Regions from separate parts of the Homo sapiens genome. Here region 1 is linked to region 2. A link is a contact called in ENCODE Hi-C or POLR2A ChIA-PET data. All regions are on one chromosome and are shown on one strand. Each heading gives the region's core, a stretch centred on a gene start or an enhancer-like site at or near the end of the contact. The rest is flanking DNA. Distances are from core to core; before and after follow the strand shown.

Region 1 (6,684 bases), core at 571-3,070, 44 kb before region 2:
TCTATCCTTTGCTGTCTGGAAGGTCTGTAGTGATTTCTCCTGCTTCACTCCTGAGATGGTATTTTGTGTCTTCTCTCCTTTTCTTTGTCAGTCTTGCTAGTGGTGTGTCAGTTTTATTAATCTTTTTAAAGAATCAACTCTTTTTTTCATTGATTTTCTTTATTGCTTTCTGCTTTCACTTTCATTCAGTACTGACTGTATTTTTATTAATTTATCCCTTCTTCTTGCCTTGGACTTATTTGCTCTTCTTTTTCTAGGTTCTTGAGGTAGGAGCTTATATTATTGAGCTGAGAATTGTTTTTCTAATGTGTGCACTTAGTACTATGAATGATAAATGTCTGTCTCTCTTAGCACCACGTTAGCTGTGTACCACAAACATTGATGTATATTTTCATTTTTATTCAGTTCAATTTTTTTTTAACTTGGAGCTTCCTCTTTGACCTATGTGTTATTTAGAAGTGTATTGTCTAGTTTTCAAGTATTTGAAGATTTTCCTCTTATCTTTCTGTTATTAATTTCTATTTTTATTACATTGCAGTCAGAGAACACACTCTCTATGATTTCAATTCTTATAATTTTTTGAGATTTGTTTTATTGCCCGGGATATGGCCAAAATTGGTATTGATTGATGGTGTTCACCTTTTCTCTTTTTCTTGGTCAATCTAGTTAAAGGTTTGTCAGTATGTTGATTTTCACAGAACTAACTTATGGTTTTGATAAACAACATAAAGATGTTGGAGAGCAAGGAGGCATTGGAAATAAACCAAAAGCTGAGTTTTCATTTTGGCCACATGCTCTTCATAATTGTTTATTTTTGGTTTGAAATAAATAAATAAACAAATAAATAAAGGGTTTTTATGTATGATGCTTGTGCTCTAAGTAATTCGGGCAAGAGTGACACCACTGCCTGCCTATCAGCACTTGCAAAGAAAAACCAATTACTGTCAGCCCCCTTCAAAAAAATGTATCTGCTAAAATTGCTTGATGACATGGAAATCCACACTGAGGTGCTTATACCCAGGGGCAACCAAGTCTCCCCTGCAGCTGGGGCCTATAACCATATTTCCTTCATTTCACAAAAATCAAAAGTTTAGGAACCACGAGGAAGGAGCAAGAATAAACACCACTACAAACCTCAAACCAACAGCGCTGAGAGATTACAGCAGCCTCACCCTGCCATTTGGGGCTAGAGACTGCTCACATTTATTCTGTGGTCAGCGTCCATTGGAAAGCAACGCAGCACACACCACGGCTGTGTTTGAGCTGATATTCACTAACACTGAACTAACTGCATTCCAATCCAAAGACTTCGCAAGTGCCCTCTTTCTTAACTGGGAATCTGGCAGAATGTTATATTTAAATATCAAACGTTGTTAATCATGTCAGCGGTACTTTAGTTTGGATAAAATGTCTTTCCTATTGTAGCTAATTGCTTGAATATCTGCAGACTGATATACTCTTTGTAGACATTTATGCTGTCCTCTTTTTATAACTTTATTTCATTTTCTCTTCATTTCTGGTGTTGACTCAAAGGGCCTTTATCACCTCATGCTGATAATCTGTGCTTTATGGCCGCTGGTGTGATTGGGAGCAGTTGAAGCCGCGTGCAATAATACACACATATAAATATTTGAACAGGAAAAAGAAGGTCTGTCTGATGTAGACCAAGGAAGAAATGCATTTAAACAAATAATGCCACTAGAGGGACCTTGACTCTGAACCACGAATAGGCAGGGTCAGACTTGGAAGGGCACCCTCTCATTGCCCGGCTTGTACGGGTGGGCGCTAGTGCCACGGCCCATTTTAAAAAGCAGGTTCTTCCAGGCCCCATGGCACAGGGAGCCGAGCTGGGTCCATGCCAGCAGGCTTATGACGTCATTGTTGTAGCTTGCTTATTTGGTCAGGATCACTAAAATAATTCCCTTTGAGAAGAATAAATTTGCTCTTGCAGAAAGTTAAAGACCTGAGAGGTTTTAATTAGTTTACCCTGCCCTCGCCTTTGGTCGCCAAACGTTATTGCAGAGTTCAAAGAACATGATGTTGTGTGTCTCCCTTTCCCATTTTTGCGTGGGGGCCTTTTCCCCCTTTTTAGCACCTCCTGTGAATAGTTGAAAATGAGTGGCAAAATGACATTCGACTTAGAAAGTAAGAGCACCAGGAAGCAAAACTGGAGGCAAACACAGCAGCTAATTTCACCAGGCATAGCTGGTGCTGTCCGCGGTTGTCCCTGACAGCGCGGCCGACACAGAACCACCTGTGTTTGCTCACTAGCTTTCCCCAATCTGCGAGAAAATGGCCCGGGCCGGTCACATGGCAGCCAGATAGGCCAGGCACCATGGGAATACAAAAGCCGGAGCTTTTAGCAGAGTTAATCATTAATGCGCCTTTTCTTTGTCCCATTCAGGAGTGCTGACAGGGCTTTGATAGCCTGTATTTGCCATCAGCCGGCTGCAGTCCTAGCCAGGTACTAATGAGACCCCTGGCTCCAGGCTCCCTGGCAGAGCCCAGAGCCCAGCCTGGACCCAGGTGCTGCCATCAACCTGAAGCCTGCCTGCCCCCTGAGCTCCCTCCTGCTGCCCGCTGTGCCCCCACTCCTTAGGCCTTGTTCTGGTTGATCACCCACCTGCCTGGAATCCTGCACGTTTCTGCAAAGCATCTGCCTGAGTTCAGCGAAGCAAGGCTAGGAAATGTGTGATTATAAAGCCCATAATCCTCTCTTCCCCTGTGTCATCCTTCCCCCAGCTAGGAAAAAAAAAAAAAAAATTAGAAAGCTAAGCTGAATTTTTTTTTTGTTTGTTTGGATGTGTACCAAGGATGGATTGTTTTGCCCTAACATCAGTGGGGTGTTTTCTTTCCAAAACTTAGCTTAGAGAGTCACCCACGGGTATATTCTAATATTTCCACTCAGCAAGTAAAATGCAGGTGTCCCTGACAGCAATTTTTTTAAATAGAAAACCTCACCTTAACATCCTTAATGGTAAGTAGCTTGTGTGTCAACATGACTGGAGCTAGGGTGAATGAGAACCACATTAAAACCTTCCAGCTACCAGTTCTTTTTTTTTTTTCTTTTTTCTTTTGTGATGGAGTCTTGCTCTGTCGCCCAGGCTGGAGTGCAGTGGTGCGATCTCGGCTCACTGCAACCTCCGCCTCCTGGGTTCAAGCAATTCTCCTGCCTCAGCCTCCTGAGTAGCTGGGACTGCAGGCGCATGCCACCACTCCTGGCTAATTTTTGTATTATTAGTAGAGATGGGGTTTCACCACATTGGCCAGGCTGGTCTTGAACTCCTGACCTTGTGATCTGCCCACATTGGTCTCCCAAATTCGGTTCTTTTATTTGAAATCACCACCCTCCCAAGAACGAGATATCCCAACCTTCTGATTTTATGCTTGGCCTCCAGCGTGCTCAAAATGTTCTTCAGATTTGTGCTACCATCTTACCACTAGCCTTCTCAAAAACATAAACCACAAATGCACCATTGTCCTTTAAGAGTAGTTGAAAACAAGCAAATCAGCATCTTTGAAACCTGGCTTAATAAAGAATAGAGATTTTAAAGTTTGAGGGAATTAAAGAGCAGAGATTTTTTTCTAGGAACTGTACACATGAAAATTTTGCTGATGGCTGCTGATGATATATAAAGGCATTGCCAGTAAACGTATTACACTAAATGCATGGTACTGCCAATGGTTCTCATATCTCCCTTTCTCCAGCGTCAAAATACCTTTAAAGATCATATCCAATTGATCTTTACAACATCTAGGGCATATTGGATGATGTCAAATTGTATTGCTATCTTTTTTTTTTTTTTTAGCAAATGAGGAAGCAAAAGTTGACTTGGAAGTGAAACAACAGACGGATCAATAGATCCCAGAAGGATGTGATTGTGTGGCCACTATTTCGGGATGGAGTGACAGCTTGCCATTGCATGCTACTTCATGCACCTTGTGGCCTGGTTTCATTCTTAAGGAAATTGTCCATCCTCCCTCAATTTTACTGGGCACCTTCTATGTACTGCAGAGCACTTGGCTCTAGAGGGAGCAAAGACAGATGTAATATGGTTCCTGCCACTGAGAAGCAGTTCAGAAGGCACAACATGTACTACAAAAAAACACAGCTCAGGGAGAGAAAGTGTATGGCATTTCACTGCTGTATGAAGAAATGCCTAAGTACTTTCATCCTGGCAGAGGTTAGCCCCAGATCTGAAAACTCTCCAGAGGAAGGAAAAGCTGATGATTTCAGAGGTCCTGGATGTTAGAATGTGGAAGGCACCCAATTCAAATAATGTTATCAGTTTTAACATAATGAGCAGCTCCATAGTGTCATCGGCTTTTATTTTTTTAAATGCTCTTCATACAGGTAGCATGAACACAGTTTATAACCTCTCTATTCCATTTGATCACAAGCTCTTCAACCACAGATTTGTACATAAGGTTAGAGTTGACTCTACTTTTTAAAAATTCCATCTTTGAAGTAGAATGATAGTTACCAAAGGTTGGAAAATGGGAGTGGGGGAGTGGGAAAGGGGAGATGGTCAATGGGTACAAAAATATAGTTAGAATGAATCAGAGCTGGTATGTGATAGCACCGTAGGATGAGTACAGTCAACAATAATTTATTGTGCATTTAAAAATAACTAAAAGAGCATAATTTGATTGTTTATGATGCAAAGAAAGGATAAATGCTTGTGGTGATAGATATCCCATTTACCCTGCTATGATTATGACACATTGTATGCCTGTATAAAAATGTCTCATGTATCCCATAAATATATACTCCTACTATGTACTGGCAAAATTTAAAAAATTAAAAAAAAAATCTTTCTTTGTTCCTCCACCACATGCAGTTGGTCTAAAATACAACCTTTGGCTTTGAAGGAGGCAAAGCTCTTGACTAAGCATGCATTCAATTAAATGTATTTCAATGTGCCCAAAGAAGATAAAATAGAATATTATTTTGTTATTTGGGGGGCAAAGTGATCTGAATCTCTCATTGGGATAATCAGCAATTAAATGGCTATATGAGCCACATAATGCAAGTCAAGTTAACATATTGATAGTGAAGTATTGATATTAATTCATATGGACATTCTCCTATAATTGTTAAAGTGGATTGAATCAAAAGAGAAAGAGGGATGTGTAGTGTGCATAGTCTCATTTTCTGGGAAAATAATGGATATCTTAGTTTAACACCCCCTAAGTCAAGAATTTGAGTGCAAATTGTTTATGTGGAAGGTGATCCCAGGAAACGTGGCAATGGAGAGGAGAGAGGAGAGAAAACAATCACTGACAGGTGTGTGTGATCAGTTCATCGCTGTGGGAGACGGGAGCTCGGCCCTGCAGGGAACCCAGTGAGAAACTGTGCAAAGCCCACTCCAAGATTGTCCACGAGCAAAAGGGAAGCTGGGTTATTTGCCCACCAACTCCTGTCCTTCATTGATTGAGGATGCTTCCTGGATGTGTCAACTCTCCACCACTCTGGCCACCCCAGCCACTGGGGCATACACTCTCCCCACAGGATGTATTCCATACGTAGGGAGATGTCTGCAGGTGACCTCTGATGGGCCAACGGAATATGACCAATGCTTCATCACAAACTTCACTGAAGGGGAAGCAGAGGGCAGAGAAATGAAGCTAGCACTGGGGCCAATTGAAGTCTACACAGTGTATAAGCAGAGCCCTTGGCCCTCTAAATATAAGGGGAAAAAAGATGCTGCTTCTTGGATAAACCACAGTTATTTCCGGTGCCTTCTGTTTGCAATATAAGGATGCTATCGAATGGAGAGACGGGCTCCGCAAAACTCAGGCTGCAGATGCCCAGTGGGTTTACCTTAAAAGCACAAGAAAGCCATCATCAGCTCTCGGATGTTGCACCTCAAAGGGTTTGCATGTTCCCCCGTGTGGACACTCATCTTCCCAATATCCCAGGAGCTTGGTTGGCTTGGCTGTGGTCATATGGGAATGAATAACCAGGAAGTGAAATTCATGTGTTTATTTATTCATGGTGGTAGCCCACCTAAAGTGCTAATTCTTAAAGCCTCTTTGCACAAAGTCAGTTTTGTAAGTTCCATTCAACTCATCCATGCCCCCGTAGCAAGGGAAGCCTCAGGTCACTGGTTTTCAGAGTGTCTTAGGAGATGATGATACCTGCACCAGCAGCACCAACATTCCCTAGGAACTTGTTAGTAAGGCATATGGTCAGGTCCACCCCCGACCTTCTCATTCGGAAACTCCTGCAGTGGGCCTTGGACTCTATTTCCACAAGCCCTCTGGGAGATGCTGAGGGCTGCTAAGACCTAAGAATGCCTGGTGTTCCAGGGGACCCCACTTTAAGGCCCTCTGCCTCCTCTGCTTCCCCACTGTTCTCAGTTCTGTACATTTTTTACCATATTCATGAGATGTAGATGGTATTAATGTTAAAATACCATATCGAGTTAATAACAGCTTTTCAGAATGGAATGGGGAATTATCTTACATCTCAAATGAAAAAAATTATAAAAATATAAAATACAGGCATCTGGAAAACACAGAAACACAGGCATTTGAGATGCCCCATACCTGACTCTAACAACACTGAGGCTTTTGAAATGGAGATTCCTTCTCTGTCTCACAGGAAGGTATTTCTTTTCCGGTATCCTCTCTGAACCAATCTGGAGCATGAGAGCAGAGCAGAGTGAAGAGAGCTGTTCC
Region 2 (7,366 bases), core at 3,128-5,627:
GGCAAGACGGCAGAGCCATAATTCAAGGGCAGTCGTGTGCTGTGAACTTTGTCAAGGTTGCCACCCTGAAATTTTGCCTCTGCCTGCTCCAGGGTTGCCAATGACCTCAAATTCCCATTTCTGGCTCAGGCCACAGACTTCTTGGGGAGAAGTCTCGGTACTCATTTGAATTTTGGAAAACCTTAGATTCTTCCAGGGTACTTAACTCAAAGATTTAGCAACAATATTTCTTGAAGTCCTTTTATGGACCAGGAGCTGAGGTGGTAAACATAAATAAGACACATTCTGACCCAACAGGAATTCATGGAGACAGAAGCCCTGTAGATATGCAATACTACTGCTAATCAGCATTTGTTAGGCACTTCCTACTTGCCAAGCTCTATTCTATGAGCTTTTTCTAAAGTAACTCATTTAATCCCCCACAAAAGCTCTATGACACAGGCACTATTATTATGATGTGTATTTCTCAGATAAGGAAATGGAGTCACACAGAAGCCAGCACAGGCAGCTGGCTCTAGACCCTGGGATCCTAACCACTACTCCTCACTACAGACTTTTTCTTAATGGAAGAGAAAACCTCTTCCTGTAATCCCAGTGCCTTAAGCCAATCACAGTGATGTTTTGGGTGCTTTTTCCTGTATCTTTTTTGCACATCTTTAACAGTTGTAATAATAAAACATAATAATTTGCCTTCTTTTTGTTTGTGTCACTGAGATTTATAGCAAGAACAACTTTTCTATATCACCTTTATAATCCTCACTTTCTAGTGAGCATTAAATAAGGAACTTAATCATTATCCTAATTTTGAGAAAATGTTTCTTTATAAAAAACATTGTAATGAACATCTCTGGCTCTAAAGAATGTTTCTTATATTCGATTTTTCTCAAGCCTGAATTCTCAGAGGTAAATTTACAGAGACAAAATGTAGGAACTTTTTTTTTCTTGTTAATTGTTGGTACATACTGCAAATTTTCCCCCAAACTGTACTACAAGGCTGAATGTTTTGTCACCATCTAATCACTTATCAAGCAGAGTTTTGAAGAATGAATAAAGTATGTGAGTGAACAAAAATATAAGAAGAGTCCATGCTGATGGAAGGGAGATTATAAACAGAATGGCAAGTTCATGGAACCCCTGGAAAATAAGCAGGGAATTCTGGGATGTGAAGCTGGAGGAAGCAGAGATGAGATCGTGCAGGGGCTTCCTCACACTCCATGTTGAAGAACAGGGACTAGATTCTGGAGATAAGGGGGAACCCTCCCAAAGGTGCCAAAGAGAGCCTGTAAGGTCAGGTTTGCCAGTGAGGACAGATCTCCATGGAAGGATGAGTTGGGAGGCTGGGCTGGTGGGTGGTGGTGAGAAGGCAGTGCCCCACAGGAAACAGACCAGCAGCCACTGAGGAGTCTATAAGGAATGAGGGCAGCGGAGATGGGAATGGAGAAGCTGCGTCCGGCCAGCATGGTGGGGGATGGTTTAAACGAGGATGGAACTGACTAGGAGGGAAGAATTCAGCATGTCTCCCACATTCCTGCACTGGATGTCACCCAGCTCAGAAACGGCACCCACATGAAAGGGAAGGCTTACAGATGGGTGTGGGAGGGTGGTTAGCTGAGCTTGAACTCGGGGCACTGGGGGAGTCCCTCAGTAGGAATACCTGATGAGAAGTAGGGCTAACTGAGGACCTGGAGCCAAGAGAGGGCCTAGGAAAAGGGCTTGACTAGAAAGCTACCACTGTTCCGGGGTGAGCTGAAGCTCTGAAAGGAACATGGTGACCCAGGGAGAATGCGCCAGAGTGGGCAGAAGGTGGACAGAAATGCACCCATTTGCCAACAGGATAGGCGAGGATATGTGAGGGGAATTTGGCAAAAAAGAATGAGCAGGAGAAGTGGCCTCCAGATGACACCGTGGAACCAGGTGCAGAAAAAAATATTTTTTTAATTACTGAAAAATGTATTCTGTGACCACAGGAGCGAGAAAGAGAGGAAGAGAGGTGAATGAAGAAGGGAGGGAGGGAGGAGAGAGAAAAGGAGGAAGGGAGGGAGAAGGGAGGGAGGAAAGAAGACAAAAAGAAGTGGCCAATCACATCAAATAAGGCGGAGATTGGCCACCATCCCAAGATGAACAATATTTGACAATGATTTCACAACTCCCTGACTCTTAGTTTTCTTATCTATATAGTAGAAACTGTTACTCTGTCTTGACCAAATTTTTGTGGGGTTTGATTGAAAAGAAAACTACAAGAGGGAAAATTTCCTGTAAGCCAGTATTTTCAAAAGTGTATTTTATGAAATATTCCTTAGGGTGTTGTTGTTACATGAATGAGAGTTTCTGTGGCCTCATAAAATTAGGATGTGTGTTAGGTAGATTTCTTTGCTGCATTTCCTCTGGGCCTTTAAGGGACTCATATGCAAAGTCAGTTTCCAAGAGGGGCATCCAGTGTTTCCCAAACACATTAAGCTGTGGAACCTTTTTTTCATGGAGCACCTTGAGGAATCAGTGTCTGGAAAACCCACTCTGGGAAAGACAGTACAATGGGTTTAATGATGCCCACCTTATCATGGGAGGATTGGAGTACATAAGCAAAGTCCCTGGCAAAGGGTTGGCAGTCAGTGGATATTCATTTCTTCTTTATATCAAACAATGAAAGCAGGGGAATCATTCTAGAAAACCAAAGCTAAAATGCACAAAAATCTTAGGAGATAATCTTTGACCCTACATTCTGTAGCCTCTTCTGAGAAGCAGCTGTGATATGGGTTCAGATATTTAGTCTGCAACTTACTAGCTGTGTGAACTGGCAGGAGTTAGTTGATCTCTCTGAAAAATGATGCAGGAATAAAATCCGATAATCTAGTGTGTGCCATCAGTTACTTCTTGCTGTGTAACACATCACTCCACCTGTCAGTGGCTTGATTAACATACATTTACGTCACAGTTTCTGTTGCAAAGCAGGCCTGCTTAGCCAGATCCTCTGCTCCATGGTGTCTCATATCAAGATGATGGCCAAGGGTCTCCTCTGAAAGCTCAACTGGGAAACAATCTGTACCCAAGCTCACTGACGTGGTTGTTGGTAAGAGTCAGTTTCTCAAGGCCTCAGTCCCTTACAGGCTATGAACTGGAAACTGCCCCAGTCTCTTCCTGCCCTCTCTTCTCTAACATGGCAGCTTGCTTCATTAAACAGTGAGAGAGAGAGATAGAGAGACAGAGAGAGAATGCACTAGCAAGACTGAAGTCTTGTGTAACCTAATCATAGACACCCCCTCAATGTTCCCATATTCTCTTTTTCAGAAGTAAGTTACTCAAAAGGAGGATACTACCCACGGCTGTGAATACCAGGAGGTAGAGATCATTGGTGGCCATTTTGCAGACTGCATGTCACATAGTGAGAAAAATTTTTGCATGGTAAGTCCCTATAGAGTGGCTGGCTATTCTTATTCTTTTGAAAATCCTATCAAAATTGGTTAGTCAGTAGTACTTGCTAATTTATCACCCTAGAGAGACAAAACATCCAGGAAAATGCCAGTGGGGGAAGAAAAAACAGAAAACAGAGTAGGGGACTTGTCATTGGTGGCCTGTGGTGTACAACTTCTTGAGACAATCTTAGACTGTGACTGCAGGATCCCAGAAGGCCCTTGCTCCACAGCTTTTTACCCTCAAGGAGCCATTCTTAGAATTACACCACTAGATATCCTACTTTTGAAAGGCAAAGATAATAACAGCTCATTGTTTTAAGCATTTGACACATATTAACCCATTTAATCCTCAGAGCTGCCTTGGGAGTTAAGCTCTATTATTCCTATTTACAGATGAGGAAACTGAGGCATAAAAAGATCACATGACTAGTGAGCAGTAAAATACACATTCCAATCCAGGCTATGTGATCCCCCAACTTCATCTTAACCTTTAGAGTTTATGGTCTTTCAAGATTTGGAATGCATCGTCTCTGGTCCCTCAATGTGAATTGATTAAGGAAACCAGACTCCAGACACGCCCTAGAGATTTGGGGTGGGAGAAGAATGAGAAGTAAGAGCAGCAGAGCAAAACCCTGATGGCTTTGCCTAGAGGCACTTGCATCCATTCTGCATGTCTGTGGATGGCAGCTGGCCAAGGCTAGCTGGGTTCCTGATAAAAATTATAGGGCGTCAGGGTCCCGGTTACCCCTTTGTGCGCTCAGAAGAATTTCTTGGCCTCTCTGAACCTCACAGTAGAAAAGGAAGTACTTAAAGCTACAAAATCCCTAGGAGCCTTTCTTATGATCCAGAGTCCACAAATAACTGGGGCTGGGTGACCTTCAGAGGTTGAGCTGGGGAGTGAGCTGTGGCCCAGTCTGTAGAGATGACAATGGACCTTTTCACAGACTGAGGGCGTGTGTACTTGCAGCTCACAGCCAGGACACCTGGCAGCATGCATGCCTGCTCCTGAGCTTAGACAAGCCTGGGCCCTGCCACGTGAGCTTTTAAGGACACGATAAGATAAAATGTCTTCACATGGCATTTGAGGGACCTTGGTTGTCTCCTTACTTTCTCCACCCTTACAGAGAGAGGCAATTTACAGTGCAGAAAACAGAAAAAACTTAAGCTTTTTTTCCAAATGAGTCCTGGTGGTCACAACTCATAGACTATGAAAGCTGTCCCAGCTCTCTCCAGCCCAGTTCTGAAGACAGTGATGATGGTCTTCGTTAACGGGTGAGTTTAGCAAGAGACAGAATTCTGTACACGTGGCTGAAGAAATAACTTGGATGAAGAGCTGAGAATCCAAGACCCCAGCCCAGATTACCCACTTCATGGCAGAGGAGAGGCCGGCAGAGGAAGCCACCAGGGCTTCTGCCATTGTTGCCTTCACTTTGGGGCCAATTAACCACTAAGCCTAATTAGCTCTGCCAAGAACAAAGGCCAGGGGCAGGGAAAGAACAAAGCCTTCTCCAGGGACTTGAAGTTATTCTCCAGGCCTAATGTTTGGAAAGCCAGCCAGAAAGGCCTTGTGTCCTGCAGAACTGGAATCCAGCTCCCATGGGGAGCCATCGCATGAGTTGTCCATGGCATTCTTTGAGATGAAGAACATCGTAGCCACACTCGCACTGGTGGCACACACATCACCATAATCATCCTGCTGCCTTGAGACACAGTCCCTCGGTTACCCAACGTTTCTGTGACTTCTGAGAGTGATTCCAGTGACATCCAGGGAGCAGCAGGGTGTCAGTCTGGCATCTGGAATCAAGGAAATCAATAGACTAAGTCTTCCTGCTCCAAATGACTTCCCCAACCCCAAATAGGCAGCCTGAATTTTAAGTCAGTGTCTTCTCTGGTGTTTATATCTCTGAAGGGAAAAGAACAATTTTAAGAAGTTTTCTGACATCAGAAGCTCCTCTCTCTTTTCCTAAACTTGGGAGTCTCAGTTTAATTCCAATTTCCCCATTTCCTATCTCTGTGATCCTAGACTAGATGCTCAACCTCTCTGGGCATCAGTATTATTCTATATAAAGTCAGGGTCATCACACAAATTTTACTGGTTTGTTTTGAGCACCAAATCGTATAAAGTATACAGTGTGCCTTGGTTTTGACTGTTTCTGAATCATTTCTGCAATGATTCTCAAAGGCATTGTGGCCTTGCCTTGTCCAGTAAGTTGAGTAAGCGTCCAGGTTTCCCAAGTCTCCCCTTTTCACTATCTGTCTAGTATCCCCCAATGACCCTCACTTTGACTCACTCATGATCACTGGGGATAATTGCCAGTATGGCCCAGCCCCTTACAGTTTTCGCCACTAGCTGGCTTACCCCACGGAGCAAAGCGTGATAACTTGGCTGATTCAGAATAACACTGCTCTACTTGCTCTGTTCAATTTTGAGACCTGTTTTGGAATTTAGACACTTCTGGTAAACCATGTGTGGGGTCTCTGCTCCCTGCATCCATGCCTCCCACACTTGGGCCTGAATGGACCTGTGGCCTCGATTCATGACCCTGCATCTTCCCTCCTGCTCATCTTGCTAGTGTCTGCTTGGCTTCCCCCTCCAGCCTCCCACGCTCAGAGCTGATTCCTATTGGAGATTTTATAACTGTGACCCAGAGAATTCAGAGGCTTATAGAGGCTTGGACCAGAGAAGGGTCTTGGATTTAGAATTTAAGCCTAAGTCAGTCTAAGATAATTCCGTTTTTACCAGCTATGTGAATTTGAGCAAGTCTTGCACCCTCTCTGAGCTTCAGTTTACTCAACTGCAAAATATTTTGTATTATATGAGATAACATGCTTTGGATGTGTTGTATTAAATGAGATAACATGCTTTGCTCTACACAGCAGCCTTAAATGTTGCTCAATACACATATATATGTTTGTATTTCTTTTCTAAGCTAAGCATTTATTTGACTCTATTCCCTCTGTTCTCATTCTCCCCTCCAGCCTCTGCCACCAGCCACCTAACCCCACCAAAGGTGCCAATGGCTCACAATAGTCTGATTCAGTGGCCCTTTCTCAGTTTCTCTCTGGATCTTCTGAAACTGTCCAGCACCCTCCGTTTCTCCTAAAGGTCTCCTCTCTTGGCTTCTGCCTAAAACGTTCTTGAGGTTTCTCCATTCCCTCCTTTCTGGAAGACCCTTCTCTGTATCTGTGTCAGCCACTTGCCCTCAGCCTTTTCTCCATCACCTGTGGTTCCTTCCAGGCCCCTTGTGTCCACTGTCTACCCTTGTTCTTATCACAGTGACAACTGTCAAGGTCATTGAGGACTTACTCTGTGTCAGGCACTGCTCTGAGCACTTTGCATATAGATATCCATTTCACTCACAAATAAGGTCACAGATCCTTTCACTTTCCTTTTGCAGATAAGGAAACTGAGGCTGAGAAGGGTTAAGTGGTGTGCCTGAAGTCGATCACTCAGGGAAGCATATATAAACAGGCTGTCTGGCTGGCTCTTAACCAATTGTCTCTGAGTGATCTCATCCCCACTGAAGGCTTTTTCTACCATGCTTCCAACATCTGCCATGTTGGCCTCGCCAGCTCGACCTTTCAATTAGATTCTAGACCTGAATAGTAGTTGCCTTCAGGGCATGTCTACTTGGACGGCTTACAGGTACCTGGAGATGAATCTGAACTCATTTTCTTTCTCTACAAACCAACTCCACCCTGTCTTCTCCCACCTCACCCAAGTCAGACACCTGGAAGTGGCCTGTGCCTCCACCTCTTATCACCTCTGACAGCCAACCAAGCCACTAGTGCTGCCTCTTGAATGTTCCTCGCTTCTGCCCTCTATGCTTGGTCCCTCTGTCATTGTCTCACTTCCCACAGGCTCCATTTCTTGCTTTGGTTCCTGCAACTCCCCTAACTGCTCTCCCTGCCTCCAGTAGGACCTCCTGCAATTTATTGTCCTCTTCAGTGCCCAG

Evidence for each region. A loop is a pair of places that touch in the nucleus more often than their neighbours do. ChIA-PET counts read pairs that join two places held with the same protein, here RNA polymerase II (POLR2A). Pooled maps may share reads with other maps.
Region 1: a loop to region 2 is called in a map of HepG2, with 4 times the contacts of the local background. The contact joins two enhancer-like sites. A Hi-C loop is called at or near these places in 2 of 168 maps with a recorded cell type or tissue (Caco-2 and HepG2) and 1 of 50 pooled maps. POLR2A ChIA-PET finds 5 or more read pairs at or near these places in 5 of 52 experiments (A549, Caco-2, HepG2 and 1 more).

What each region holds. Positions count from the first base shown.
Region 1 is chr20:22,488,676-22,495,359 of GRCh38, forward strand. No RefSeq gene overlaps it. Among named protein-coding and RNA genes, the nearest start is that of LINC00261, 87 kb to the right of the region's middle. Within about 2 kb of position 1,821, at least 10 of the 41 ENCODE cell types and tissues checked have a DNase peak (open chromatin) inside an H3K27ac peak, as active enhancers do.
Region 2 is chr20:22,529,819-22,537,184 of GRCh38, forward strand. No RefSeq gene overlaps it. Among named protein-coding and RNA genes, the nearest start is that of LINC00261, 45 kb to the right of the region's middle. RefSeq lists a silencer at 4,193-4,487. Within about 2 kb of position 4,378, at least 2 of the 41 ENCODE cell types and tissues checked have a DNase peak (open chromatin) inside an H3K27ac peak, as active enhancers do.